Linked DNA regions of Mus musculus: regions 1, 2, 3 and 5 are each linked to region 4. A link is a loop called in an ENCODE intact Hi-C map of the cell type or tissue named here. Cell type or tissue: heart. All regions are shown on one strand. Each heading gives the region's core, and the rest is flanking DNA. Links, peaks and the distances in the headings are about the cores only. Region 1 has its middle 18 kb from the start of Tnks2. Region 2 holds the start of Fgfbp3 (fibroblast growth factor binding protein 3). Region 3 holds the start of Ppp1r3c (protein phosphatase 1, regulatory subunit 3C). Region 4 overlaps Hectd2 (HECT domain E3 ubiquitin protein ligase 2). Region 5 overlaps Hectd2os (Hectd2, opposite strand).

Region 1 (6,025 bases), core at 646-4,645, 210 kb before region 4:
GGTCTACAGAGTGAGTTCCAGGACAGCCAGGGCTACACAGAGAAACCCTGTCCCGAAAACCCAAAAAAAAAAAAAAAAAAAAAAAAAAAAATCCAAACAATAAGCAGTTCAAACAGAAATGAATTTCAAATTTCGCCTACCAGGACAAATACCGCAGTGACATTCTAGATCTTTCCAGGAAGTGGAAGTTCTAGCACTCCTCCTGACAGCCCCGTGTGAGGCCCTAAAAGTAAGCTACTGCTGGGCTTGCTACTGTTGCTCCGTTTGCAACTTTTCAAAGACAACAGGAAGAAGCAAGATCATGAAGGAAGAAGTGGTCCCAATCCACAAAGTCGCCCTGGAAAATCTGTAATCTTCTGAGCCACAAAGAGTGAGAGATTTAAGGTGGTCAAAGGTGGCTCGGGCGACTGACCAGACCATCTCAGGAAACAAACATCTCCATCAGACCCCAGAGTCTCTCCGACAGGGTCTCCTCTAGCTGCAGCGACGGCGGCGGCGGCGGCCATAGCTGTAGGCCTGTTTTTTTTTTTAAGTTAGGGTCTTAGCCATGATGAAATATCTGACAAGGACAAATTAAGGGAGAGATGGTTTATTCTGGCTCACAGTTCAAAAGAAATCCATCACTGCGGCGAAGCAAAGGCAGCCGGTCACACTGCACCCACAGTCAAGAGGCAGAAGAGTAAGGAATGCATGCTGTGTGTGTGCGTGTGTGCGTGTGCGTGTGTGTGTAGAACACATGCACGCGGGGGGCGGGGGCACGGTGGCTGGAAGAGGCTGTCAGATCCCCTGGAGCTGGAGACAATTGGGGAGCCTCCTGACATGGGAGCAAGTCTAATTGCCGAGTCCCTCCCTACTCAGCTCTTCTACTCCCTTTGTGGAAGTCCAGGAAGTCCCTCCCACAATTAAGATGGGTCTTCCCACATCAATTAACAATAAGCACTCCCCAAAGACATCCTCAGGGGCCCAGCCTTTCCAGATGGTAAAAGATTTTTGTCAAATTGACACTAGCCATCATAGACTACATAGGAAGAACACAGGGTCCTGGCGTCTTACACATGTGTGTCATTATACATTGTTCTCTTTCGTTTCTTACCCCACTGCTTTTCCTTATACTCCCTCCCGGTGCAGCAGCCGCCTGCTTGCCTTCCAGTCAGTCACGGGTTCGCTTTCCATCGCGACCAGTATTTCTCATCTTCCTTAAGATCTCTTCCTCCCCTCTTCTCATCCCCTTTCTAGTTTTGTGACATGCAAACATATATAACACACATAAATTTTGGTTCCATATATGACAGAAAATGGGATTTTTTTTCTGAATCTGTTATATTTTACTTAACATGATTTCCAGGTGTATCCTTTTTTTTTTTTTCAAATGGCATAATTTTAATTTTCTTACAGCTGCTTAAGATTCTATTGCATATGTATTATCAAATTGCTTTGTCCACTTCCTGGATGTTGTGAATATTGCAGTTGTAAACACGGTGTGCAAGTATGTTGTGGACTTCCAGTCCTTTGGGAATCTGTCCAAGAGTGGATAGATTAGATACGTCACATTTCTTTCGTTAAAAATTTTTATTTATGTATGTATATATTTATGTATTTATTTATTTTATGTATATGAGTACACTGTAGCTGTCTTCAGGCACACCAGAAGAAGCCATCAGATCCCATTACAGATGGTTGTGAGTCACCATGTAGTTGCCAGGAATTGAACTCAGGACCTCTGGAAGAGCAGACAGTGCTCTTAACTGCTGAGCCATCTCTTCAACCTTCTCTTTAAAACTTTTAAAGAATTATTTTAAATTATGTTCTCATTTTATTCATTCACTTATTTTGTGTGTGTGCATGTGTGTATATACCACGTGTATGTGTGTGCCCACAGAGACTTCACGTGTATGTGTGTGCCCACAGAGACTTGAAGAAGGTGCGAGATTCCCCGGAGCTGGGGTTATAGGCAGTTGGGGGGCCTCCTGACATGGGTACCAGAGCAACAAGCAGTCTTTAATTGCTGAGCCATTTCTCCAACCCCTTCAGCCCCCACTTTACATTTCTTTATGAAAAATTTCAGGGGACTGGAAAGATGGTTTGGCAGTGGAGGGAACTTGTTGACTTAGGTTTGGTTCCCAGTATCCATGTACTTTATAAGGTGATTCATATCCTTTCCTGACCTCCATGGGTACCAGACATGCATGTGGGCACATATGTACTTGCACAAAAAATACTTCTATACATTAAATAAACAAATCTAAAACAGAAAGAAAAAAGAAAGATGGATTGATTTCAGGGGCTGGAGAGACAGTTTTTTTTTTTTTTTTTTTCGAGACAGGGTTTCTCTGTGTAGCCCTTAGCCCTGGCTGTCTTGGAACTTACTTTGTAGACCAGGCTGGCCTCAAACTCAGAAATCCGCCTGCCTCTGCTTCCAGAGTGCTGGGATTAAAGGCGTGCCCGGCTGAGAGGGCTCAACAGTTAAGAGCACTTTATGTTCTTGCCAAGGACCCAGATTCAGTTCCCTACACCTTTGTCAGGCAGCTTATAACTGCCAGTAATGCCAGCTCCAGGGGTCTGACACTCTCTTATAGCCTCCAAGGGCACCCACGTGTGCATGGAGCATGTAGGCACACACAGACAAATACACAAATACATACATCCACACACAATACACACACAGATACAAATACATACATACACGTACATACACAAACACACACATACACAAACATATACACACACATCAATTAAAAAGTACATTTACAAATAGTTTCAATTTCAAACAAAACATCTCTTTTCTATTTTTTTTTTCTTTCCTATTTTGAGGGCACATTTAAACATATTTCCTTTTCCACCCAGTGTGAAGGCGTAAAAGAGAAGCACAGGTTGATACTTGCGTGAGAACGTCTATTAAACCACTGCGCATACGCCTACCTCTATAAAATGTAAGGTTTCAAATTACCAGAAGCCAGCATAGCGCTGACACTTCTTGGTGAAGACAGCCACCTAGTGGAAATAGGTCTACAAATATTTCAGGATCAGCAAATAAAAAATTTGAATGCTCAGCCCAAGCGCAAACTGCGATGCTGATTTAAGGCTGTTAAAGAAAATGGCTGGGCTGGGTATGGTGGCCTGTATAAAACTCTATATAGCACTCGGGAGGCAGAGGAAGGACGTCTCTGTGAATTCAGGGCCGGCCTGGCCTGTATAGTGAATGGTAGGCCAGACAGCTACACCTTGTCCGAACAAAACAAAAAAAAAAAAAACAATGAAAAGAAGGACTTGGGGATGTAGCTCAGCAGAAAAGTGGTCGCCTAGCACGTGCGAGACCTTCGGTTCAGTCTCTAGTACTAAATAATATAAGCCCCGACCCCCAAAGCAGTAAACAAAAGCCCCCAAACCCAGACAACAAAACAAAATCCACATTCAGATACTGCTTATCTTATGTCTGGATCTGAAAGTGGTGAGAGGAACTGGGGACTGGGGAGGGGCGAGGTGGGGCGGGGCGGGTAGAGTCTGGTACGGTGATCGGTGATCGAGTCCCGGTCGGTGCAGGGCGAGTTGGGGTGGTGCGGTGCGGTGTGGTGCGGGCATTGGCCTTTATTCCCCGTTTCAGGGAGTAGAGAGAGAGCCTTTAGATTAGAGAACAGCAAACGCAAGCGTTGCTTTGAGTCTGCACTGAGGTAGATGGGTTTTCCGAGCAGCTTGTTTACATTGCAGTGGTAGTGGTTGAACCCATGGTGTTCTAGGCCAGTGGTTCTCAACCTTCCTAATGCGGTGACCCTTTAATGCGGTTCTTCATGCCGTGGTGACTCCAACCATAACATTATTTCCATTGCTACTTCATAACTGTAGTTTGGCTATTGTTATGAATCATGATGTGTTTTCTGATGGTCTTTGGTGACCCCTGTGAGAGAGCGATTTGACTCCCAAGGGGTTGCGACCCACAGGTTGAGAACTGCTGTTTTAGGCGGCTGCCACTAACGTTTAGCTGCTGAGGTTCTCTTTCAATCACTGGGTTTTAGAATGCATGAACTTCAACTTTACACTTAAAACTTTATTAGCAGTTTAATAACAAAGGCTACTAAAATGATAAATAATATGACAGTCGGTTTGGTTATGAGTGCTTGAGCTAGGTCAGATTTTATATGCAGTTTTAAAAATTTTCTTTTTAAGCCAGGCATGGTGGAGCACGCCTTTGATCCCAGCACTTGGAGGCAGAGGCAGGTGGATTTCTGGGTTCGAGGCCAGCCTGGTCTACAGAGTGAGTTCCAGGACAGCTAGGGCTATACAGAGAAACCCTGTCTCGAAAAAACAAAAACAAAAAAGATTTCTTTCTAAATTAGAACTAATTCACAATTATGGGTCGTCAGAAATGGGGCGGCGGTGGGGGGGGGGCTGCAGCTTTTAGTGGTAGAACCCTCACCTTGAATTTACAAAATCCTGGGTTTTGTTCCTAAAAAAATGAAAGGGGCACACGTTTTGATAAGCTTTAATAGTTTGGGGCTTTTGGCTTGAATGTGAATCCAGAAATTTAGGAGAGATTCGCCCCTGGGCAGCACATCCTGCTCTGTCAGGGCAGATGGTGACACTCCAAACATCTGGCTGTGTGTAGCTCTAAGAAAGAATTTTGATGTTATGCTACAGAGTTTGATTGCATTTTTAATTTATTAGTATTCTTTTTTTAATATTTTTTATTAGGTATTTAGCTCATTTACATTTCCAATGCTATCCCAAAAGTCCCCCATACCCTCCCACCCACTCCCCTACCCACCCACTCCCACTTTTTGGCCCTGGCGTTCCCCTGTACTGGGGCATATAAAGTTTGCAAGTCCAATGAGCCTCTCTTTCCAGTGATGACTGACTAGGCCATCTTTTGATACATATGCAGCTAGAGTCAAGAGCTCTGGGGTACTGGTTAGTTCATAATGTTGTTCCACCTATAGGGTTGCAGATCCCTTTAGCTCCTTGGGTACTTTCTCTAGCTCCTCCATTGGGAGCCCTGTGATCTATCCAATAGCTGACTGTGAGCATCCACTTCTGTGTTTGCTAGGCCCCGTTTATTAGTATTCTTATTATGATCACGTATAATGTGCTCATTATGGCTTATGCAATTCGGCCTACTTGTTGAGCCTGAGGGTAACTTTGAAGAGGCCTTCTGCCTTTGCAAGGGTCCCTGAGCCTGAACTCCGGACAGCAGGCCTACAAGACAAGCGTGTCCCCAATGAAGGAAGCACCTCAGCAGCCTTGGTCACAGGGTTAAAATATACCTCCTGTACTGCGCATTTCTTTCTTGACAGAATGAAGCATTTATCTCTTGAAAATTTATATAATCATTTGCATCACCTGTCAATGAAAAAAAAAAAAAAACCTTTTGGCCTATAGGAAAGGATAGAATAGAAGGTGGGACATCCGGGAGACAAAGAATTCTGGGATAGAGCCAGGCACAGGAGATGTGAGGACACGATGCATTGTAACTGAGCACAAGTGACCAGCATGTGGCAGAATGTAGATTAAAATAAATGGTTTAATCTAAGTTATGATCTAGTCAGAGAAGAGCCTAGGTATATGGCCAAGGTATTTGTAAATGTATTTTGAGTCTGAGTCTTATTTCTGGGAGCATGGGGCTGGGAGGAAGACCCAGGGCCTGACTTCTACAGTCATTTTTTTCCTTATGAAATCTTAATGCTTTAAGTCTTTAAAATAAATATATTAATACTTAAAATACATTAATATATAAAATAAGATGGGCTGGTGAGATGGCTCAGCGGGTAAGAGCACCCGACTGCTCTTCTGAAGGTCCTGAGTTCGAGTCCCAGCAACCACATGGTGGCTCATAACCATCCGTAGGGAGATCTGACTCCCTCTTCTGGTGTGTCTGGGGACAGCTGCAGTGTGCTTACATATAATAAGTAAATAAATCTTTAAAAAAAATAAAATAAGATACAATAAGTACTTTAAAATAAGACGTTCCAGTTAGTCAGTGTTAGCTATAGAGCAGCAACTAAGGCAGTCACTGGAAGTTTGTAAAATGGCCTTT
Region 2 (6,025 bases), core at 1,326-5,325, 310 kb before region 4:
CTTATCTTTTTTATTTATTTGGTTTTTTGAGACAGGGTTTCTCTGTGTAGCCCTGGCTGTCCTGGAACTCACTCTGTAAACCAGGCTGGCCTTGAACTCAGAAATCCGCCTTCCTCTTCCTCCCAAGTGCTGGAATTAAAGTCATGCACTACCACTGCCCGGCTCTTTTGAAGTTATCCTGATTTTTCTGTGTGCCCTTCCCTTTTCTTCTTGATGTTTGTGACATCTGTGGATCTAGCTCATAATTTTAATGTAATTGAGAATAAGGCCACAAGATGTCAGACTTTAGCTGAAAAATCTATCAAGAGCCTTCCAGCCCTTGATAATATCAGAGCATTTGGTGGGCAAGGAGGTGTATCTGTAACTACTTTTGGTACTTTACATGAGAGAATGTTTTTCTGAAATATTTATTTATTTATTTATTTATTTATTTATTTATTTATTTATTTATTTATTTGGTTTTTGAGACAGGGTTTCTCTGTGTAGCCTTGGCTGTCCTGGAACTCACTTTGTAGACCAGGCTGGCCTCGAACTCAGAAATCCACCTGCCTCTGCCTCCTAAGTACTGAGATTAAAGGCGTGCACCACCACCGCCTGGCTTTCTGAGAAATTTAAATACATCTGTGAAATGTATTATGAAACTTTCGTTAAGAGTTCCTGTTTTTTTATCATTAGTGTTCCTTAATGTCATAGGTACCAATATGTTTTTATTAAAAATTTAACTGGTATAGCCAGGCAATGTGGTGCATATCTTTAATCTCAGCACTCTGGAGGCAGAGACAGATATATCTCTGTGAGTTCGAGGCCAGCCTCGTCTACAAATCAAGTTCCAGGACAGCAAGGGCTATTACCCAGAGAACCCTGTCTCAAACATGAAAAAAACAAAACAAAATGGTATAATTAATACCAAAATTAGATAAGGAAATTAAGTGCTGAGAGGTGAAAGGCCTTGAACACACTAAGCAAGTCCTCTACCAGTGAGCAACATTCCTGTTCCCTAGAGAAATAAAAGCTGTAACAAAACAAATCAAAACCACTTTATTATTACTTGTGTATAATGGAGGGGCTTGTATGCACTGATCAGAGATCACAGGACAACCTTGTGAAGCCATTCCTCTCTGCCCTCACATGGGTCTCCCCAGCCTCTTGGCAATATACTCTTTTTTTTTTTTTTTTTTTTAAAGATTTATTTATTATATGTAAGTACACTGTAGCTGTCTTCAGACACACCAGAAGAGGGCATCATATCTCGTTACAGATGGTTGTGAGCCACCATGTGGTTGCTGGGATTTGAACTCTGGACCTTCGGAAGAGCAGTCGGGTGCTCTTACCCACTGAGCCATCTCACCAGCCCCGGCAATATACTCTTAAAGTAAAAAAAGACCACATACTATGGAGCTAAAAGTGAGATGAATATAAAATCCCAAAGCTTAAAAATAACTTTGCTTAAAATACAAGGTCACAGTCAGATACACAATAAACTCAAGATCCAAGAGACCCTGTTTTTAAAAAGGGAGTCTTCTAAGATGGCTCAGCAAATTAGAGACTTGCTGCTAAACCTAACCACCTGAGTTGAATCCTTCAATTCTTGAGACTTGCAAGGTGGGAGGAGATAGTAGACTCCTGAAACTTGTCTTCTGACTTCCTCACGTATACTGTAGCATTTGAGCACACACACCAAGTAAACAATAAACAAATGTAAAATTCTCTTTTTATTTTATAAATGTTATATATATATATATATAAACCTTGGGCTGGCGAGATGGCTCAGCGAGTAAGAACTCTCTTCTGATGGTTCTGAGTTCAAATCCCAGCAACCACATGGTGGCTCACAACCACCCATAATGAGACCTGATGCCCTCTTCTGGCACATCTGAAGACAGCTACAGTGTACTTATATATAATAATAAATAAACCTTAAAAAAAAAACAAAACAAAAAAAATTTGCAGGTGGGTGGCGGTGGTGGCGCTTGCTTTTAATCCCAGCACTCGGGAGGCAGAGGCAGGCGGATTTCTGAGTTCGAGGCCAGCCTGATCTACAAAGTGAGTTCCAGGACAGCCAGGGCTACACAAAGAAACCCTGTCTCGAAAAACCAAAAACAAACAAACAAACAACAGCAAAATTAACCCAACCCAAATTCTATCCTCCTACAGAGGCATACAAAGAACAGATTACTACTTAAACATTACACCACTTGAATTTGTATTACTTTTCTACCACAAAGCAAATCATTCCTTTTAGGACCTTTGAGTTCTGAAAAAATATTTAGAACTAATCTATCATATCCCAAATAGTTAAAAACCAAAATGTCCCTACTTGGATGTACTGATGAAAATACAGAACTGAGTGACATGATAAATAGAAAGACTGAAAATAGTGGGGCCTTTGAGATGACTCAGTAGGCAAAGGCACTTGTCACCCCACCGGGCCCTACAAACTGAGTTGGATCTCTGGGGTACACACACACAGAAGAAATACATGCAATGCAAAACGAAAAAAACCAAAACAAAACAAAAAAAAACCTGCAAATAGCATCTGGTTCTGAATATTATTGTTTCATTTCATCTTTCTTAACTATATATAGACCAGATAAATATGTACAAGTTTCAAAAGGAAAGAAAGTTTTGTTAACATTTGTCTTATTTTCAGCGGTGAGAGCAAAATACAGCATTTTATATTTCATGTCACATGGCTGCTTCTATCACTTCCGCGTGCTTCTGCACGCGGGTGTATCTTCTGTGTGTGTTAGCAGTGGCCGAAACCTACTGAGAGAAGTCTGGGAGGGGCATGAAGGGGGAGGCCCCTTCTGTCCCATTGATAACAGGTTCATTCACAGCCGTTTAAAACAGACTAATCCCTTATGCAGTCATTCGCTCTACTCCAATAGGGCCCTTCCACCTCTTCTAGAATTCGGTAAGCTAAAAGTACATGTATCCGATTAATCTGAAATAATTTTGTAGACAGTTTGGTGACGGGTGGAGGGTGTGTGGTTGCGTGATCATTAAACTTCATTTTTCTATTTTAGTGAATGTTAAAAAACGATTCCTTAAACATTAAGTTGTTCCCTTAGGACAGACAGCTCTTTAAAGGGGCTTCTCCCTGCTAACTGAGAACACTGGTTTCGGGAAAGTCCGGTCAGGAGAGTTGGCAGGTTCCTGTGTCCAGGGAGAGGGCTGAGCGGGACTCATCCGTAGCCTTCATTCGCAGATCCTAGGATGCTCCTTGCCTCCTGTTGCCTGCGCTGAGGTCCCAGGAATCCCAGAGTGGCATGGCCAACGCGGGCATGAGTCCTCCGAGGCCGCGGGCGTCGCTCTCCCCGCTGACGCTGCTGTTGCTGCTGGGAGGCTGCCTCCTCTCGGCTGCCGGGAGGGACAAGGGGGCAGCAGGCAGGGAAGTGACCCGGGCCTCCCGACCCACGGTCGGCTCCTCCGGTCGCTTCGTGAGTCCAGAGCAGCACGCGTGCAGCTGGCAGCTCTTGGTACCCGCCCCGGGGACGCCGACTGGCGGAGAGCTGGCCTTGCGCTGCCAGACCCCGGGCGGGGCGAGTCTGCATTGCGCCTACCGCGGGCATCCGGAGCGCTGCGCGGCCACCGGCGCCCGGCGCGCGCACTACTGGAGACGGCTGCTGGGCGCGCTGCGCAGGAGACCACGGCCCTGCCTGGACCCCGCGCCGCTGCCGCCACGCCTGTGCGCCCGCAAGACGGCTGGCTCAGACCTGCACTCGCCCGCTCACCCCAGCCTACCCGCGCGTCCCAGCGAGCCGCCCCGGTCCAGGGCGCGGAGCCCGGCTCGGTCGCGACAGTCGGTGCGGTCCCCAAGCTCCCAGCCGGAAAAGAAGCCCTTGCTAGTGAAGTCCAACTCGGGCGGGAGGAAAGCGGGCTCAGACCCAGTTCCGGAGCCTCCTGCGGCGGCCGGATTCCAACCCAATGGGCTGGACCAGAATGCCGAGCTCACTGAGACCTACTGCACCGAGAAGTGGCATTCCCTTTGCAACTTCTTTGTCAACTTCTGGAATGGCTGAGGCTGCGGGCTGGCAAGGGGCACTAGGGGTAGGTGCTGAGAAGCAGAGGGTAGCGCAGCCGAGGCGGGAGATGTCCTTGGACAGGGAACCGGGATGGAGAATAAGCTAGTCGGCTAGTCGGGATTCCAAAATGGGTCAGGGGTCAGGGTAAGAAGAATCTGAAGCAGCTGGAGAGGGCTTTTGTTTTTTATTTTATGTTTATTTTTATTTTTTAAAGCATCTCAGCTCTGATTTAAGAGCAGAAGAAAAAGTGGAAACAAATAGATTTATATCAAGTATGGGAAAATTGTAGACTAGGGAGAGAAGCTGAGACTAGCAAGAATGAAGTGACTAAAGAGGTGAGAATCTTTCCTAGGAAGTGGGATACAATGTATATCAACACATTTTCATTAAATGTAACTGTGAGTAAGAACCTGAACCATGTTGAATATTTCAAGATCTTCTTGGTTTTCAACTTGAGAAAATGAATACCCACCCACCCCCCTTTCTGGATTGTTATGAACTCTGGGTGTGACTGGCATCACACTTTCTATGTAGATTAAAACCTTATAGGTAAATAATAAATCTACGACTGGATTATCAGGACAATTGCTTTTCAGTCCCTTTGCTACTTTTTAACTGAATTTTGAGCCTACTGTCCAGAAAAGTTCATTAACTACCTAAAATCAGAAGTGAATTTTAGAAGTTCAGTGCTCTCTAGATCTCCAAATACAAACAAAAACTCCAAGCCTTTAAATTTTGATTACTCTTTTTAAAATCAGCTAAAATGTAAACACGTATCTGGGTCATTTGGCCCTTCATCTCTTCTGTGATTAAATTTAAAATGTGTGTGTTTTTTAAATATGTTGTAACAACTGTCTTTAATTAAAAACAAAAAAAAAAACTGATTGGATTTAAAGAGTTGTAAAATGATGGAAATTCTGCTATTTCTTTCATTTGTTTATTTTTATTTTGTGGGTGTGTGTGAGGTTATGTACCCCGGGCATGGAGGATCCTGTGGGACAGACAAGAGAACATCCCATCCTTTAGAAATGGGTCTGAGATCTGCCACGTGGATGCTGGGAATTGTACTCTTTGGCCCCTACCTAGTCTACTAAGTATATATACCTTTATTTGAGCACCCCATCATCTGTGTGTGGGGTGTGTGTGTGTGTGTGTGTGTGTTCTTATATGTGTTTACATGCATGTATGCACACACAAAAGTCAGAGTATACCTTGCCTCCAGAGTTAGTTATCTCCCTCTACCATATGGGTCCTGGGGACTGAACTCAGGCCTTCTGCCTTGACTGGAGGCTCCTATGCCAACTGAGGTGACCTGTGGAGTTCCTAAACTTGTTTTAAGTTTTAGGTGAGATGCTTGTGCTCTGCAACCCGGGCAGGCCATGACATGAATGCTGCAATCTTCCTGACTCAGCTTCCAAGTGGCTGGGGTTAAAGGCATGCCCCACCATGTCCAGTTATCTTCTTACCTTATATTACCTAAGCCTGAGCCCAAGGCCAGTGGGAGCCCCACCCTCACCCTCCCAAGTAGAATACCTCTCTTTTTACTCTCTCCCTTTAAAAATGTTAGTAAGTGCAACAAATTCCTGGCCTTTTCTATTTGATCTGCCTCTGTGGCATAAAAACTATTTTATACACATTTTGTGTACTTCTGAACTCAAGCAATTGTTAGAACATCCAGATGGATCATACTCTGAGGGTAGACTTATGTGGTCACGTGTTGAGTAGCACTGATCCTTCGATAAAATTAATCATGGCCAAGGAAACTCAAGGTATCTGGAGACCATTCTCCAAAAGTATGGCCCAACAAACACAGTCTCTAAAAAGACGAGCAAAAAGCTTGCATCAATAAAAAGAATGGAAATAAATCTGTACTGTCCAGAACCGTGGCTAGAATCACACTTTCATCTCTCTGGGAAAGAGGACTACCAGGCCCTCCCAGGATGCCCTCTGATAGTCTAACAAATGTCTTTGTAAGAAAGAAGAAAAGACCATAGCTCTTG
Region 3 (6,025 bases), core at 749-4,748, 130 kb before region 4:
TTGTCCTCCCTTGCTGTGTGATCTGTTGCTTCTGCATGCTCCTGCTGTTTGGCCTCAACTATGCTCCTTCATGGAACACCCTCTGCTGTGTTGTAACACAGTTGGCCTTTGCCAGAGTCCTGTACCATTCTATTTGAGTTTTCTGGCTACCAGAATTAAGAGCCAAGTAAATTTCTTTATATATTACACATTTATTTATTACAAATATATTATATATCTGGCAATTTGTTATAGTAACACAGAACAGACTTAAGACATTCCTACTGACATGTCTTATTTATACATGTTTCTATGCCATCAAACCATTTTGGCTCCTCTCCACAGAGAATGAAAGCCATTTATTGTATACATCTTTCTAATATCCATTCCAAGGCTAGTCAGATGCCCATTTTTTGAACAATCCCCTCTCTCCTTATTAGAAATGTCCTCTTGAAGCATATAGGAAATTCTAATATGTAAGTATGTACATTTATGTATTCTTTTCTCTCACTGCTAATTCTGTATTTGGGTACCAATATTCATTTTGTAAAACTCTATAGTACAATTTAAGCTGATAGAGCTAAAGTACCTTCTTTTTCAGAATATTATTTTGAATATTTTAGAAAATCACTTTGATTTTTCTTCTGATATTTCCTGTGAATCCAGGTATATTTTTTCTAATTTCTGTTCTTCTTTTTTTTTTTTTAAGATTTATTTATTTATTATATGTAAGTACGCTGTAGTAGTTGTCTTCAGACACACCAGAAGAGGGCATCAGATCTCATTACAGATGGTTGTGAGCCACCCTGTGGTTGCTGGGATTTGATCTGTTCTTTTTCTTGAAGAACTCTTTCCCTCTTCATCTCCCAGGTGGTCACATTAAAATCTTTAAAGGGCAGGCAAGATGGTTCAGTGGGTAAAGCACCTGCTTCCAGGCCCGAGGCCATGAGTTTGATTCTTACAACCTAAATAGCAGAGGACCAACTCCTGCATGTATCCTCTGACCTCTACTCAGGTGTCAGGTTGTACACACACACACACACACACACACACACACACAGAGTCACAATGCAGTCATACACACAGAGTCACACAGTTACACACACTCATATACACAGAGTCATACACAGTCACACACACACAGTCACATACTAACACAGACAGTCACATACATAGTCACACACACTCATATGCACATATACACACACTCACACACCCAGAGCCACACACACACACACACACACACACACACACCACACAGAGTCACACACACATACAAAGTCACACACAGTAACACACACAGTCACACAGGCAGTCACAGGGACAGTTACACACATTCACACACATATGCACACACACACACAGAGTCACACACCCAGAGTCACACCCACACCCACATGCACATACACACAGTCATAGACACAGAGTCATACACACAGTCACACACACACAGACAGTTACACACATAGTCACACACAGTCATACATAGTCACACTCATATGCACACGTGTACATGTATACTCATGCTCACATATGTGCACTCACATATACACACATGGACTCACTCACTTGTAGTGACATTTAAATGTTGTAGTGACATTTAAACGTCCTTCAGCATGATTCAGCTGTTACTTTTCAGGCCCCCTGTAACTCAACACTTTTATCCACCTTCAGCCTTCCGTGACTACAGAGACACCATCAAGAAGAGTAAATGACCCCTTTTGTAATGGTCATTCCTGGTTGTCAACTTGATTATATCTGGAATGAACTACAGTCCAGAATCGGAGGGCTCACCTGCGAGATCTCTGAGTCAACCTGGGACAAAGCAAGTCCCAGGTCAAGATGTGGTGGTACACGTCTGGGCCACATCTTCTGCTGGAGGCCTACATAAGGACATTGGAAGAAGGAAGACTCACTCTTATTCACCTGCTTGCTCTTACTTGCCAGGACATCTGTTGGAACCTACTTACTCAGGATTCCAGCCTCTACAGAAGACCAGCTGAAACAACTAGCCTCGTGGGACTGAGCAACTACTAGATTCTTGGACTTCCCGTCCACAGCTGCCCATTGTTGGGGAGTTGTCCTGCAGCACATCTGTTGGAACATCTGTGGGAAATGTTCGTGGGACATTTACATCTACATGTATACTCTTACACACGTGCACAAACGTGAACATGTACACACACATACATATCACACACATGTGTGAAAATGCTTATGTACACAGGAAGAAAGAAAGTAACAAAGAAAGAAAGAAAAAGAAAATGAGTTGGTAACTGGGGGACCCCAGGGTGAATTTCCCACAAAAGGAGTCCAGCCTCCAGGTGAGATACTGAGCAAATGCTTGGACAACCCCACTGTGTAAACCACACAGCCAGCAGCCCCTCATCTGTGGGGTACTTTTTGAGCCTAAAATAAAAGAAATATCTAGAATAGTCTCAAGGGTAAAGGGCTATGGCTTATGACTCCAGGTAACCTCAAGCATGATGCTGGACACCATGCACCAATTAACGAGCCCTGGTTGATAGATTTATTATGGGAAGACGAGTAAGACAAAGCAACGTTTGAGTGCTGCCAAGCCACACTTGGATAGAGCCCACAAACAATAAAATTCTTCATAACTTCTGGTTTAGTCCATCTTCATTGACGCAACACCCAAGGAAAAAACACTGATTCCTTTCCAGTACCTTCAATCCTGTAATGAAAGGCAGTAAAAACCAGCTAGGAGCCTGAAGGAGAGGCTTGGACTATTAAGCTTACAGGTTACCTTGACTTCTTGTAGGAAAGAATACTGTTTTCTGTTTAAAAAGTCCTCTTGAAGTTGAAATAGAAATCTGTTTTGGCAGCATTAATCAACACCAGGGGGCAGGAGCGTAAGCAGAGTCAATACAGCTTTTCTAGGACGGTGGTGGGGCTGGGATGGGGAGGGGTGGGGGCAGCCTGAGAACATTTAAAAAGCTTCCAACGTGGTTCTTGGCACCCAGCTAAGAGTCTCTCTGAATTACTTGAATCTGAAAGCTTGAAAACCTTTTCAAATTTATTTGTTAATTACAGAAGCCTTCTGTGTTCATTGTGTGTGTGTGTGTGTGTGTGGAACCCAAAAAACCAAACCAAAACGAACCAAAACAACAACAACAACAATCTCCAAAAACCACGAAGAAGCAAAACAAAAACATTTTACCACGAGTACTGTCACCATCCCCTAGTAAGCACTAACATTTTGGTGAAGAATATTCTAGAGCCTGTCCCTGCATATCTTTCCCTCCTAAGTAGAATCAAACTGCATTGTTCTTACAGTGTGCTGTTTCATAGCTTTAGCTGGTAATAGTCACCCTTTATCTCAGCATATACGGTTTGCGTAGAGAAAAGGCCTATCCAAGATTCTAGTTTTGGCTCTGACCTAACCAGCCCTTGGCTACCAGCTCTGCTTCCTCCTCGGGGTTTAGATTTATCAACTGTGAAACACAAAGTGTTTGAAGCCAACAATACACAAGGCGCCTCCTGTCTTTATCCTTGTAACTGACCATTAATGAAAGGAAGCCAGAATGGGGCAGACGGCAGTTATCCTGCATGCAGGTTCTGATCCCAGAGAGCCACAACTCTACTTGGAAGGTCCCGGCCAGGTTTCTTGATCTCCTAATGGTTTTCCTTTATCTAAGATGGTATTTATGACAGGCAGTTCCATGTAGGATGCTGTAAGTATTTAACAGATGACATGGTGCGCATGCTTGGCCCATGATAAGACTCAATGAGCCATGCATGGTGGTGACTGCTGCTTCTCTCAGGTACTAACTTTGCTGAGGTGAGAGTAGAAATGAGCACAGGAGGATCGAGTATTGAACTGAGCTCTAACGTGGGATGTTGCTGATACACACAAGTTTATTCCTCAAAGCAAATTTACCATCTCCATATTGCACAACAGGAATCTGAGGCTAGAACTTGCCTGGGTTCAGGTGAGGATTAAAACCCTAAACATTGGCCTTTCACGTGGTCTTGGCCATCTTGAGAGGGGCGTTAGTTCTGCTGTTGGTCAGGTGCTTTATTCAGAAGTAAAGCCCAAGAGAGAGAGAGGGAGAGAGAGGGATGGTCCAGCGGCTAAGAGCACTTGTTACCCTTGGTAGAGGACCAGGGTTTGGTTCCCAGCACCCACGTGGTGGCTTACAACCAATGACAGGGTATCCAGTGCCCACCTCTGACCTCTGAGGGCACTACATGTATGTGGTATGCATACATACAGAGGGGTAAAAAACACTCATATGTCTAATATAAAAATAAATCTTTAAAAAGTCCAATTATCAAGTTTCTTCCTCTGTGATGTTCAGTAGACGTTTCTTTAAAAAAATATTTATTTTAGTTTTACTTTGTGTTGGTTATGTGCACATGTGTGCAGGTCCTGCAAAAGCCAGAGGAGGGCGGTAGAGCCCCTGAAGCTGGAGTTCCAGGCTGTGTATGAGCGCCTGAGCTGGGTGGTACGACCTGCTCTCTGGTCTGTGGAAAGAAGAGCAAGGGACTCCTACCCTCTGAGCCGTTCTCCAGCCCCATAGCATGGTTCTTATTCTTTACTCCATTGTAACAATTCTTGAGTCTGACAGTTACATGACAGAGGAATTTTTTGCACATTCTAATTGGCTTCTAGATAGCCAAGCAGAGCTAGGTCATGGACTTTGTAAAAATAATCAGTATTCATACGCATAGAACAACAAGTAGGGGGAAAAAGGGCCATGAATTTGAAAGAGACCAAGGAACGTAGGAATGTTCGGAGGGAGGAAAGGAAAGGGGGAAGAACAAAAAACAAAAGAAGAAAACAATTTTATATTTGATTAACAGATATGCCTCCCCCCGCCCCTGCGCGTGCGCGCGCCTTGCTCTCTCTCCCCCCAACAGGGTTTCTCTGTGTAACTACTGAAACTCATCCTGTAGATCAGGCTGGCTTCGAACTCACAGAGATCCTCCAGACTCTTGCCTTCAGAGTGCTGGGATTAAAGGCATGCACCACCACACCCGGTCGAACTTTTTAGTTTTTAAAAGTCCAATTATCAAGTTTTTTCCTCTGTGATGTTCAGTAGACGTTTCTTTAAAAAATATTTATTTTAGTTTTGCTTTGTGTTGGTTATGTGCACAGAAGAAAAGAAAGAAATCTCAGCGAAAGCCGCTGGGTGGGTAGGGCATGAAATCAACTGTGATTTTGACCTCTGCCTAAGGATGTCATAACTCAGTCTAGGGATTTGGGCTGTCTGCTGCAATTGGTGACAATGAGCAAGGACAGTAACTTCATGTTGGCCTATAGTTCTCTCTCCCAAGCAGAGAACTGAATAGGTCAGCACATAGTCTCCATTTGCTTATTCAGAGGCAGAGTCTCGCTAGGCTGTACAGACTGGCCCTCTCTGCCTCTGTCTTCAGAGGGAAACACACACACACACACACACACACACACACACACACACGGCCACTTCGTTTCATGGGCTCACGTGTTTTCTTAACATTTGAGTGGCTGTGTGACTTTATTTGTGGAGGAAGAAGAGCCAGCCAACTTCTCTTTGCTTGGGCCAAGGTGCTTGGACACAAAGCAAGGAGCATCACAAGCATTTCAAATAACACAGACACCGGGCGGAGCCACAACTTTCTGAGCTCAGATTCAACTCTGCACAGACCTACGCGTTTCCATAGAAGACCCCGCCAGGCTCGCACAAGCTGCAGAAGGCCAGCTGCGAGCCGTGAGCTACGTGCTGCACGCCAGGCTCCGGGAACACGGCTGGATCCCGCTGGCCCAGGGCTCAGGGACTCTACGGCCGCCTTCCAGCACGCTCTGGTCACATCCAGCCCCGCGGTGATCACGTTCCAGGGGCAGGGGCTCGTGCCCCAGCTGCACAGTGGTTGGTCAGGGCGCACGGCCTTTGATTGGTCGGAGGGACCGGTTCACGTGATCTGGCTTTGATAAGCTGCCTCCCGGTTGCCTGCGGTCAGTCGGCCGGCTGGACCGCGGCGCTGCATCCTCTTAAGTACTGAGTGCGAAGTTGCTCAGGGTGCGGTTGTCGCGGTCGCCGCT
Region 4 (6,025 bases), core at 1,390-5,389:
AGCCCATTATTTGCTTTTCATTATTATTTTTAAAATAACCTAGTATTGCCATAAGGACATTTGGGCTCAGAGAGGTTAAATAACTCACTCAAGTTTACAAAGCCCATAAATGGCATGGTCGGCATTCAAATCAATGGCCATCAGACCTAAAATCTGTACTGTTCTGTAAGAGTTCAGGCACATTGCAGAATAGGTCTCTGCAAGGAAGGGACTTTTAAAAAGTAAGACAGAGAAGAGTTCTAAAAGGAAAGCCTGATTTTAAAGAAAGAATAGCATTAGAAGACTACAAATAAGGTGGCAGTTAGCACAACACAACCACAAGGTGGCAATAACATACTTACAGGCATAACCTGGCACAAGTCGTCAATGGTAACACTGCAGATGCCTACTGGTGTACTCTGATCACTTGGTACGACAGGAGGGCTCAGTAATTTTTTGTAACAGCAGGGAGGAAAACGAATATCCAAGGTGATGCTGTTATAAACAGCTAGTCCCATGAGCTATGAATACTAAATGTTAAGTATTAACATAAAATCCATGACAACAAATGAGTTCTGAATTATGCACCAGTCTCCTTTTAGATCTAACACCAGCTTTCAACATACCTTTTAGTCCAACATACCTTTCTTTTAAAATTTCATTTTATTTACATACTATAAATATTTTGATTAACAAAAGCCATGGGAAGAGGTATTCATTTGATAGGATTTAATGATTTCAGGCATTCCTATAAATTATTTAATATATAAAAATTACTAAGTTTAACCAAGTATGTTGGTGGTTTTGTTAGAAGTATTTGGGTGCAGAATACAGCACTGATTTAGAAATTGCCATTTTTAGTTATTTAAAGCTTAAGTAAGACTGTGTTAAAGGAGTTGGTATGAATAAGTATATGTATGTACAAATACTGCTAATGAGAGAATATTGTAAGCAGACTCATATATTAAAACTTGAGGGGCTAGAGTTCAGATATCTCACTTACTTGTAAAATTTGTCTACTTAAATAGCAGAATGTAACTTATCAATTTGCCAAAAGAGGACGTTCAGATCAAATTTCCTAGTATTTAAAGGTCAGTTATTAAGGTTACTTAAAGAGTAATCTATTTTATAGATCCAAAAGGAAACCTAAACATATAGGCCTAGCAAATTGGCATACTGTCAATTTAATTTGCAAAGGCTAAATGAGGGCTGAAGACATAAGAAAGAGCTATACTGTTTTCTAAGTAACTGCACAGGCTGACCAGTATGTGTAAGAAGATAGATACCACAAATACACTCAAATATATAATCTGGATAGTAGCAAGATGGTAATCATAATATTACAGTGTTATAACTCATAATTCTCCACAATGGTGATAGCCTCTCAACATTTTTCATTTAAAAACTGTTAATGCTAAAACCTAAAAGCAGGATGCCTATAGTAAGGAAGTAGGTTATGTTATAGGCTGATGCTACAGAGCCTCTCACACAGAAATACTTTACTTCACACTAAATTAACCTGGTCTAGTTGAAACAGGGATGGAGTAATTTTTCTGCCAGTGTCACTGAATGCTTTGTGCTGTGGACAGTCTGAAAACTTGTACTGTACTATATTGTCTCTATACAGTTTCAATATCATTTTTGGTATAGGTATTTCGACTTTTAAAATATCAGTTATTAATACTCCATAACATTTTAACTTTATTATTTTGTTTTATGGATCTACTTCTTGAAAACACTAAAATCTTACCATATTTAAAAATAACTGTAGCCAAACACTAATTGTGTGAGTTTAATTTTAGACATACTTGTTTAACATGAAATATACACATAAGAACATGCTTAGTAAGATCTTTTAGGTACTGACTGAGTAAAACTGCCAATATTATGGAAGACAATGACTGGCAAGTCACAATTTTATGAAAAGCATTATTTCAAAAGTTCAATAGCTAACTTCATTAGTGATACCAGGAAGTCAAAATATCACAACGCTAAGCTGTGACATAGTATTGTAAAGCAAGATAATACATGCATGAAGAAGTTCAAATAGGTCAAAGTTAGTAAAAAGGTACCCAGAAGTTGGACACACTCAAGTGAGACCTGTAAATGACAGGAAAACAGGACTCCATGACTTGCTCATCCTTCTTGGAGAGTGTGGAATTAGTCACTCTGGCCCCTAGATAGGACAATCTATAAGCATTTCAAATTAACTTGGCTATTTCAATGTGCAGTTTTTATTTCCTGCTTTTTCTTTCATTTACTCTTTCAAGTTCCATCTACACCCTCAGGATTTAACCATAGTAACTGTGACATGGCCTTATATAGATGGATGCTCAGCACTTCCCACAGTGCCAGGGTGATCACTGCTTTGTAGCAAGTCAGTAACAGCTCAGCTTTCATTCGAACCCAATCATCCTCTCAGTTTAAATTCCTACCTTCTCTGGGAAGAACACATATCCCATCTCCTCCACCTCACCACACTTATGTTATGCTAATCTTGGTTTTAATGAAGTCCCAAGCCCTCTAGTACTGATTATTAACGCATGTTACCTGGTCATCTGACTGAGGATAAACTCCCTGCATGGATGCTCATGAACTGGTTTCAATGCTGAACTTGTCAACGCTGCAACTTCCCTCTCTTCCACACAGCTTCAGTTCTTGTTCATCTTTTTACTCTACTTTTATTTCCCACAATTATATTTCTTGTAATTTAAAAAGCTAATATACAAGGCATCTTTGTCTAAAATCTAACCTCTCTTTGCTCCACCAGTGTAGGAATAAATTACATAACATACCTGAGATAGGGATGAGAAACAGGAAGTTGAATTTATGAAATTAAAAAAGCTCTAAAATAATTATGTACATTTTACATATTCCCCACTGCATTACCTTTAAAATTTTTAGGGTTACCTCCTTCATGTCTCAGTATTTCAGGGTACACTAAAAAAGCTAAATCTAATTCTTAAGATTTCAACTTAGTAAATTGAGTAAATTAGCAGAGTGCAAGGACAGAAAGTATTCTATTACAAATGGAAAATACTCTAGATTTTAAAAACTTTTATTAAATTTTTGATAAATCTGATATATAAACAATCATTTTGAGATAAGAAAGACTTAAAAGTCAGACATTTTCTCTAAATGTATTGAGACTATGGAGGCTTGATATTGCATCTATATGAATTAGAGAAAATCTAATAAATCTGATGTTTAATTTTCTAAAACAAAATTTTTCTAAACTATAGATTGGGGGAAAAAAACTTAAAAAAATCCCTAGTCTAGTAGCACCTCCTAGTGGAAAGTTTAAAGGATACAATTCCAACCAATCGGAATTCAGAATAGTTATCACATTTAAAGCTGCTAAACCAATGGCAGTGTGAATCCTTGTGGTATGTAAACATGCCTGCAGAGGAAATACAAGGTGTCCACAGATGAAAAGGGCTAGTAAATACATATGAAATCTACCAAAGGCAAATTACTAACAACAATTCTGTTACAAATCACCTTTCATGTTAAAAATTTCACAGAATACATTTATAAATCTTAGTAAAATATTTATAGAAGGCATATTTATATCTGACTTTTTATAAGGATGTACAAGATTTTACACATCCATCTATTTTATCCATAATATGTATGATACATATAATCTATAAACATAGAAATTCTCCTTTGAAGGAAACATTTAATAGATGCTAATAATTATGTAAGCATTTTCTTTAAAGAGGAGCCTGAGGAAAAGAAAGTTCAGAGACAGGTCCAAAGTGGGATCCAGCTCCAGGGGAGGTCCCATGGCCTGACACTATTACTGAAGCTATGGAGCGCTCACAGTGATCTATCACGACTGCCCTCCAAAAGACCCAACAAGCAGCTGAAAGATTTTTGTCCTTAAAAAATAACTTATGAATTTCTATTTTCCTTTGTCTGTGGTTTATGCATGTATACATGTTTGTATGTTCACATGTTCATTTGTGTGTGAATCCACAGGTTAATGTCAGGTGTCTTCCTCAGTCATGGTCCATTGTATTTTTGAAAGAGTCTCCCACTGAATCTAGAACTGACCAATTAAGCTAGACTAGTCGGCCAACAAGCTCTAGGGATCTACCTGTCTCTGTCTCCGTGGCACTGTTAAAGGAGTGCTGGCAGTACCTGGCTTTACACATGGATACTTGGAACCTAACTTGACACTCAGGTTTACACAGCCAGCTGTTTACTGACTAAACCATCTCCCAAGACCACAGACTTCTATTTTGTAAAATGACTATTTAATGAAAGGAGCTTCACATATTAGTACAGGAAAACCCTACAGGCTTGCTTCCAAATTCTCAGTGTCCTTTGTTTCAGTGGGACACTTCCATTCATTTCATTGACTCAAGAGAAATCTGGCTATTTCTGTACAAATTTTACATTTACAGCTGATAAAAATGTCAGGGCTACTACTGAGGGCCTACAAGTCTAGAGTGTCAATGATCACAAACAAACACTCACCATAATCTGGATGGAAAATCTGGCGAATTAGAAGAAGGAACCATTCTTTAGTCAAGCCGCCCATATCCAAACCAGCTTCACCTACAAATGTAACTTTCAACTTCTTCTTCAAGTCAGCTCTCTTCCGGGTTAACTATTTGAAGAAGTTATGTAGTATGACAGAATGAAGAGCAATGAGAAGGGAATTTATTTATTTTTTAAGGAACAATATTAGACAGACTTTATTTTTACTTCCATAAACATCTATCCATTCATACATCTATCCATCTAATTTGCCAGACAATATAAGCTAGGTGTTATTATTCACTTTATAGGTTAGAAAAAAGAATTAAGGGGTCAGATGCCTTGACAAAGAGTATTGCCCCTAAGAATCATACTGTGTCCAAAATTTTAATTCAGTAGACTATAATATAAAATAACTTTTTACGGCCCTTTCTCTTTCAACACTAAATAAAAACCCCACATAGATAAAATAGCCATTATCTCTTAACTACATGATGGTCTGACTGCAGCAGTGTACATGCAAGAAACTTTGCAATATACATCCCCGAGTCAATGTTTGTGTGAATACGAATATGTCCTATATACCCTATACCCTATAGGTCCTATATACCCTATACCCTACCGGTCAGACTGGGAAGTTTAGACATGAGCAACCTGAGGTGTGGAGAACTAAACTGACTTGTTCTACACCTAATCACAAGATGGCAGGTCTAGAGTCCAGGTAGCACACTAAGAAACATGAATTACATATGTGAGTATTGTACATCAACTCCTCTGAGGAATTAACCAACTACTAATAAACTTAGAATGTTATAAAGCTTATTTATATGAAATTTATGTTAACTATATCAGAATTTATGCAAGTATACATATTTGCACATAGAAATAATAGTTTAAAAATGTTAGAAATAAGGCTAAACCATTTTGGAATAAATTATACCTCATCAAGTGAGTCGCTAACCAGATGTGTCCTCCTTACTTTCATATTTAGAAATAACATATTCATATCAGGTCTTTGTCTTCGAGATACTTTATCCACCAGACTTTGCTAATAAAATAAGAAAGCAGATATTTTTTATTTTTATTTAAAGTATAATTACACTTAAAACACTTAAGACAGTCAAAATAGCTTAATTCTTTTTATGCTATTTCTCACATAAATAATTTCATAAATCAATTACATATATTTTAACCTGTGAAACATCTTATTTTTACTTTATTTTGGAACCCTAGTAGCCAGTAGGTACCAAAATCTTGCTCAATTTTTATAGTGAGAAGGCTGAACTGCAATTTCCACAGGCCTCAGACCTTCAATAGCAAAGTTTCCTGTGTAAAAAAGGGGGACATTTAATCCAATGCATGCATTCCTAATGCTAAGCTCAGGCTTAAACTATTGTGGATACTTAATTTGTTCTAAAAGAATAGTCTACTTATAGAAAGTAAAAAATTAATGTGTTTATAGGTTCAAAGACATTGTCAATGTTCAGATCTTTAAATCTAATAGTTCTACTTTGGAAAAATTTAAAGATTAGAAATAAATTTATTCCACAAGATATTT
Region 5 (6,025 bases), core at 1,102-5,101, 62 kb before region 4:
GAGGTGGCTCAGAAACCTTCCCTTCCACCCTGCCCTTCTTTCACACTTAAGTTGAAAGTCACTAAGCAAGGTCCTCTTCCTCACCTTCCAGCCCTATTCTTTGCCTGGGTTGGGTGCTTTGCACTTCCTTGGCTGACCTGGCTTGTTGGCTGCTTGGTGAGTTACTTCTGTACCCTGGAGAGTCAGTTTGGGGCTTTGTGTCTGGACTCTCCTCAGTAAGAAGGAAGATGATATTAGGTCTTGGCCTTCTGTTTATTGTGAAGCCTACATGGGCTAACTCTTCCCTGGCATATACAAAGTCAGATGTTCATTCTATACATACTTATTGTGGGCCAGACCCTGAAGTACTTATGCCACACAGACCAAGTCATTGCCTTTCTATTTTAGTGAGGAAGAAACACAATAAGCTACAAATGAATCCTAAAACCATCACACACAGTGTCTGTCCATCACTGTTCGAAGTATTTCAATGGGTTTCTAGATCTTTTCCTTCACAGAAGCCCTCTGAGTTATGCACAGCCATTGTCTGCTTACTGATTACGGAATGAAACAATGTTTCACACCAAATCCACCAGCTAGGAAGTGGTGCTGTAAGAATGGCCCTGATGTGTCAAGCTGCACAAAGCCCGGAGGGAGGAAAGGAAGCCAGGGATCTAGCACAGGGGAAAGGGAGGTTGAAGGGCCCTGAGAAGGTCACTGTAGTTGAGGGAGGTCATGCAAGGCAGAGGAGGAGCGAATGTAGACGCAGAGGCAGGAATGGGATAGATAGTAGGAAGCAGCACAAACAATAGCCTAGTCAGGACTACGGACCATGAAAGGCCGCCAGATGAATCTGAATAGCTGTGAACGTTGATTATTATGAATGCTGTCTGTTCTGGACATTAAAAACACAGAGCTTGTTTTTCCCACCAGCCGGTGAGGCCAGAATTGTGTTTCTTGTTTAGACTTGAATGCATCTCTAGGACTTGCTAGGACTTTTTAAGATACTGGTTGGTCTCAAGAGACCAGATCTTGCAGCCTGAAAAGATCAAGCCATGCATGCAGTTCTTTCTGGGTCAGAGTTAACACACAGCTTGTAACTTATGCTGCCTGGCTCTTCCATGCTCTTTGATATGTGTGCTTGTTTTACACACACGCACGCACACACACACACACACACACACACACACACACACACACACATCCAGTGATGAGAAATTTCCTGCTAGCTTAGTCCCCAACTTCTAAAGATCTGATATTTTCTTTGTTCTTGGGACTACTCATGGGCTTGCTCCCAGGGATTTTTTTCTACAGAGTCTCTTCTGCCTGCACCCTTCTCTCTTTGACAACTCTGTATACCATGCAGGCCTTGAACTTACAGAGATCAGCTTGCCTTTGCCTCTGGAGTGCTGGAATTAAAGACATGCCTCCTTTTAAAGCACTCGTCATGTTTGACTGTCAAGTATGTTCTATAACTTTCTGTCTGGGGCTCTCCCGCCTACCTTGAGGCCTGCTAATGGCCTGGGGGCCCTTTCTTCTAATTACCCTTCTTTCCTGGAGGGGAATTGTGTTACAAGTTTTTCTTCCCTGGGCCAACCACTGCTGCTCATTTCTAGTGTTATTATATTTAATATGACTCCATTCTATGACTTTGTTAGTAGATATTTAATCTTCTTGTTGCTTTGGAGTTAGAATTTCAATTTAATTGGGCAAACCTTGGGCTGGAAAGAACCCGCTTTTCAGCCTGCCTCTGCCACTTATTAGCATCTGTGGGTAGCTGGCTTTTGTTCTTTGAGTCTGTTCCCACATTTGTCAACTGCAAAGAGGAACATTCCCTTCACAGAAGGTTGTCAGCATTGTGAGAAATAAAGCATATAAAGTAGCATAGCAGACATTGCCGTGTGTGTGTGTGTGTGTGTGTGTGTGTGTGTACTTTGTCTTTGTAATCTTTCTAACACTCCGATTTCTTGCCCTTAAGACTGCATAAACTGACAACATGACCACTCCACGATATGATTAAGGGGGAAGATTTTTATTGTAGATATGAGAGACAGAACAGCCAGAGGCATTGGCAGTGTCCAGAGCAGAGGGAGAAAGGAGTAGACTGAACTCCACCAGTGGACTGGACCTGGCCATGAGAGAATCTGGAGCAGAGAGAGGGCAGGGAGAGAGAGAGTGTGAGACAGACAGGGAATGTACGGAAACTGCAGGATGATAAGGAGAATGAGTAGCTGGTGTGTGTGTGTGTGTGTGTGTGTGTGTGAGCTGGAGGGAGTTTAAAGTAGGGGAGGAGATAGGAAGGGCTAGCATGTTAGCATAGACTGTGAAATGTCTACCAGCCACTTGTGATACTGAGGGAGCCTAGAGGCTAGCCTGGGCTTAGGTATGCTATTAGGCACCACAGTTAGCCATTTGTCCCTTCTGCCTTTTGGAATTTGGGAATAACAGAGTTTCCTTTGGGCCCCACATAGACCTATCCACCAATAACTTCCCAGAAAATTTTATTTCCATTTCCCAATTCTTTAGGTGGTGTCTGCAGGCAAAATGCCCTCAAACTATGTCTGGGCCCCATGAAAGCTTAGATCAGCAGGCCCGTGACCTGTCAACACTTTCAGATTCCTTTGCAGGAAATAACCTTGTTAATGAGCCATGGTTACAGTACATTGGCACTCAGGGGAGATGTCACTCTCAGCTCATGGGTACAATCCTTTCAGGCTGTGTGTGTGTTATCCCCCCCCCCCAACCTCCACCCTACTAGATTTTTCTGACAACTTAACACACTCTAGACTCACATGGGCAGAAAGAACCTCATTTGAAGAATTATCTCCCCAAATTAGCCCCTGGGGAATATCTATGAGAGGCTGTCTTGAATGACCACTGATATGGGAAAGCCTAGCTCACCATCCCTAGGCAGGTGGTCCTGGGCTGTATAAGAAAGCTGAGAGCAAGCCAGTAATATGCAGCATTTCTTCATAGTTTCTGCCTGAGTTTAGTTCCTGTCGTGACAATTTCTTTAATTTTTTGAGATTATAATATAGTCACATCATTTCTCCTCTTTCCTTTTCTCCCCCCCAATCCCACCCATATACCATTCCTTGCTCTCTTTCAAATTTATGACCCCTTTTAATAAATTAATTATTATTACATATGTACATATTTAATAAATTAATTATTATTACATATGTACACACAATACTAAATACAGAAGTACAACCTGCTCAGCCTGTATCATGCTCCTTGTATTGTATGTTTTCATGGCTGATCATTTGCTACTGGATAAGCAATTGGTGTGGGTTTCCTTGGGGAGATTAATTTTTTCCACTCTCAGCAATTTCTAGTTGCCTGTGGTTCCCTGTGTAGGATTGAGGCCTCCTGGGCTTCCCACAATAGCATGTCTGTTGTTTTTGTTAACTCATGTGTAGCGGTCATGTTGATGAGGCTTTATGGGTGTGGCTTCTCACATTCCTAGGAAATATAACCTCACTACAGACTCCATCTTACTCTGGCTCTTAGAAGCTTTCTGCCCTCATTTTTCTGAAATGACCCCACTAGGTGTAGGTATTGCATTATAGATGTATCCATTGAGACTAGGCTCCACACATGTACATTTTGACTGGTTGTGGCTTTCTGTAATGACCTCCATCTGTTGCAAAGACACATTTTCTTGCTGTCTAGGGAGGACTATTCTTATCTGTAGTTGTAAGGACAAATGTTTAGAATGTACTTAGGGGTTATGCTGGCTTAGTAAAGTGGCAGTTGTAGGTTCTCCTCCAAGATCAATGACTTCACTAGGCCTGGCTAGTTGGCTAAGTTTCCAGTACCAGGAATGGTTACCTTCTTGTTGACCAGGTATTACGTCCAATAAGAGGGATGTTGGTTGCTGCCAAGGTATGTGTTCCACACATCATGCCATGTTGGTGGTCCATAGATATCATAGTGGGGTAGGATTGCTGGTTGCCCCACCGCTTTGGAAGCTTACCTAGTGCCTTCTGGTACCATCAGAGCTAGTCCTCAGGCCAGTTCCAGCTCTGAGGCCTCTGGGCCCTGGTTCTGAAGTGCATGGTATCTTCAGCAATAGGGACTTACCTTCCTCCTCTGGGGACGGGGCACCCAAGGGCAATAGCGAAAGTTTGTACTGTTTTGGGAGCCTTCTCAACAACCTAGTCAGACTGTTTTATAATAGCAACTGAAACCAAATTAGAACACTGGCCAACTCGAGACCACAGGCAAATCAGTAGAACCCACCAATCAAAGGAGAGCTGGGCTACAGCTTTTCCTATGCTCAGAGGGAGCCCACTGAACCATGCAGCGTGATCTGACCTGCTCCCGCCAAGAGATCTTAGGATCCCTCTAGTAGATGAATGATTGTTTTAATCCTTGGTTAGCTCTTCAGTGATGGCCTTACTGGGATACTCTCTAAGGGGAGGCTCCCTAAATCTTTCACACTGGTCAGTAGTATTGTTTGGATGTGGAATTTTCTCTAACATCCCACATGTTAAAGGTTTGGTCTGTATGGTGACATTATTAGGAGCTGGCAGAATGTTGAAGATGTGGGGCTTAGCGGAAGGTCTTTGAGTCGTTGGGCGAATGTCCTTGAAAGGGAGAAGACGACTCTGGTCACATTCACTTCTTTAGCCACGAGGGGACTGGTTTTGCTTTGTCAAAGTTCTTGCCATGGTAGGCTACTTTGGCTGGCACCCAAAAGCAATGAGACCAGTTGGTCATGGACTGAAACCTCCAAATCTTTAGTCCATAAACTGGTTATCTCTGGTATTTGTTATGGTGATATGAAGTTAACCAATGATCCTACTTCTAGCCTCCAAAGGAACTTGGACATTTTTTTTAGCTAGTGACCTAAATCCTAAGACTCTTTCCTTGCCTGTTCTTTCTTAACTCTGGTGGTGAATGTTCGGAGCGGATGACACCCCTCCCACTCTCTTGTCCCCCAGCTAAGCTTTGCTACCCTGTGAGGAATTCCAGCGTGCATGTGAAATGCAGAAATGCAATTGGCAGGGATGCTCCAGGTCTCAGAGCCCAGGTTGGCCAGGGTACAAGCATTCCATTCATTTCCAAGCCTGGCCAGTAAGTTTGCCTAGCACCAGCACTGGAGAGAAACTGAGGTCAAGTCTGCTGCAGCCACTGAGTTTCACCGACTCTTTCTGGATCCACACTTGGAAGCATGTGGGACTCAGAGCCAGGGACATTGGTGCGCAGGCTTTCTCTCATTTGCCTGCAAAGACATGTCTTTCCTTTGGACCGTTCTTTGACATCTCTTTCCCATTTAAAAAAAATAGTGTTCCAGTCTTTACAAAAATAGGGAAAGCCCACAATATTAATTGATTGTGAGTGCTCAGCTGGCCGCAGAGAAGTTGCCCTGTAAACATCTGTAGGACTGAAGTTTTGTTGAACCCACTGAGCCATTTACTTCTCAGAAGTGCAGCCCAGGCTTCCTTAAGTATAACTACCTCACGGAAGACACATTCAGCCTTACTAGTAATTCTGTGGAGAGGTAGGGGACTGCTCTCTATCATCCTTCCAAAGGAGATAAAAGCTGGACTCTGATTTGACAAAGCTGTGACCAAATCTATGGCCAGATCTGTCACCTGTGAGATTAATTGTGACAGGAGGAGTGGGCTTTGACAGTGTCCCATACCAACTGGCCCTTCTGCCGTTATAATTGTGGGCCCTGGGATACTGGCAACTGTGACATTTACCAAGCAGACCAGGATAGAATGCTCTGGTTTGGAGGCTGCTGGGGGCTTATGACTCACTTAAATTTACATCCCCTGTGCCCGAAGGATAGGCAGTGTTCAGTAAACACTTGCTCAATCAGTGAGTCAATCAAAGTTAGGAAAACATGTGCAGACACCCTAGGGATTTTAGAGAGAAACATTATCAGACTTTGTCTCTCTTGGAAGGATGGACATGAGAGGACCGTGTAGTAAGTTTAGAAAACTTAAACCATCACAGCTCGAGGAGGCCAGTGAGGGGACGGACTCAGCTGGCTGCCTTGGGTCATGAAGAGTCAGTCTTACATAAGCAAATA

The links. Hi-C counts contacts between places; a loop is a spot of excess contacts. Peaks named below come from ENCODE experiments on the same cell type or tissue, not always from the same donor. Only the 100,000 strongest peaks of a DNase experiment are listed, where the experiment ranks them.
Region 1: a loop joins it to region 4, with 6 times the contacts of the local background. A loop is called at or near these places in 5 of 42 quality-filtered maps.
Region 2: it touches region 4 in a loop (3.0-fold over the local background); 7 of 42 quality-filtered maps call a loop at or near these places.
Region 3: a loop joins it to region 4, with 7 times the contacts of the local background. A loop is called at or near these places in 19 of 42 quality-filtered maps.
Region 5: a loop joins it to region 4, with 2.0 times the contacts of the local background. A loop is called at or near these places in 4 of 42 quality-filtered maps.

The regions. Positions count from the first base shown.
Region 1 is chr19:36,813,102-36,819,126 of GRCm38, reverse strand. No RefSeq gene overlaps it. Among named protein-coding and RNA genes, the nearest start is that of Tnks2, 18 kb to the left of the region's middle. In heart, for the core only: a CTCF peak has its summit at 2,990 (motif pointing left); a DNase peak (open chromatin) is centred at 826; H3K4me3 peaks cover 1,668 bases; H3K27ac peaks cover 1,536 bases.
Region 2 is chr19:36,916,461-36,922,485 of GRCm38, reverse strand. Fgfbp3 (fibroblast growth factor binding protein 3) reads left to right here and starts at 2,887. Exons shown (of 2, transcript NM_028263.1): 1 at 2,887-2,914; 2 at 3,209-4,936. The coding sequence starts at 3,270. The coding sequence ends at 4,022. In heart, for the core only: a CTCF peak has its summit at 3,335; a DNase peak (open chromatin) is centred at 3,485; H3K4me3 peaks cover 2,102 bases; H3K27ac peaks cover 1,824 bases.
Region 3 is chr19:36,736,580-36,742,604 of GRCm38, reverse strand. It overlaps Ppp1r3c (protein phosphatase 1, regulatory subunit 3C), which reads left to right and starts at 6,001. Exons shown (of 2, transcript NM_016854.2): 1 at 6,001-6,025. In heart, for the core only: CTCF peaks have their summits at 762 (motif pointing right), 2,833 (motif pointing right) and 4,368 (motif pointing right); no DNase peak of the experiment used is centred there; H3K27ac peaks cover 792 bases.
Region 4 is chr19:36,603,740-36,609,764 of GRCm38, reverse strand. It overlaps Hectd2 (HECT domain E3 ubiquitin protein ligase 2), which reads right to left. Exons shown (of 21, transcript NM_172637.3): 12 at 5,408-5,515; 13 at 4,465-4,597; 14 at 3,291-3,379; 15 at 342-500. Among named protein-coding and RNA genes, the nearest start is that of Hectd2, 52 kb to the right of the region's middle. In heart, for the core only: a CTCF peak has its summit at 3,281 (motif pointing left); no DNase peak of the experiment used is centred there.
Region 5 is chr19:36,665,657-36,671,681 of GRCm38, reverse strand. All of the region lies in intron 2 of Hectd2os (Hectd2, opposite strand), which reads left to right. Among named protein-coding and RNA genes, the nearest start is that of Hectd2os, 21 kb to the left of the region's middle. In heart, for the core only: no CTCF peak of the experiment used is centred there; a DNase peak (open chromatin) is centred at 2,611; H3K27ac peaks cover 3,171 bases.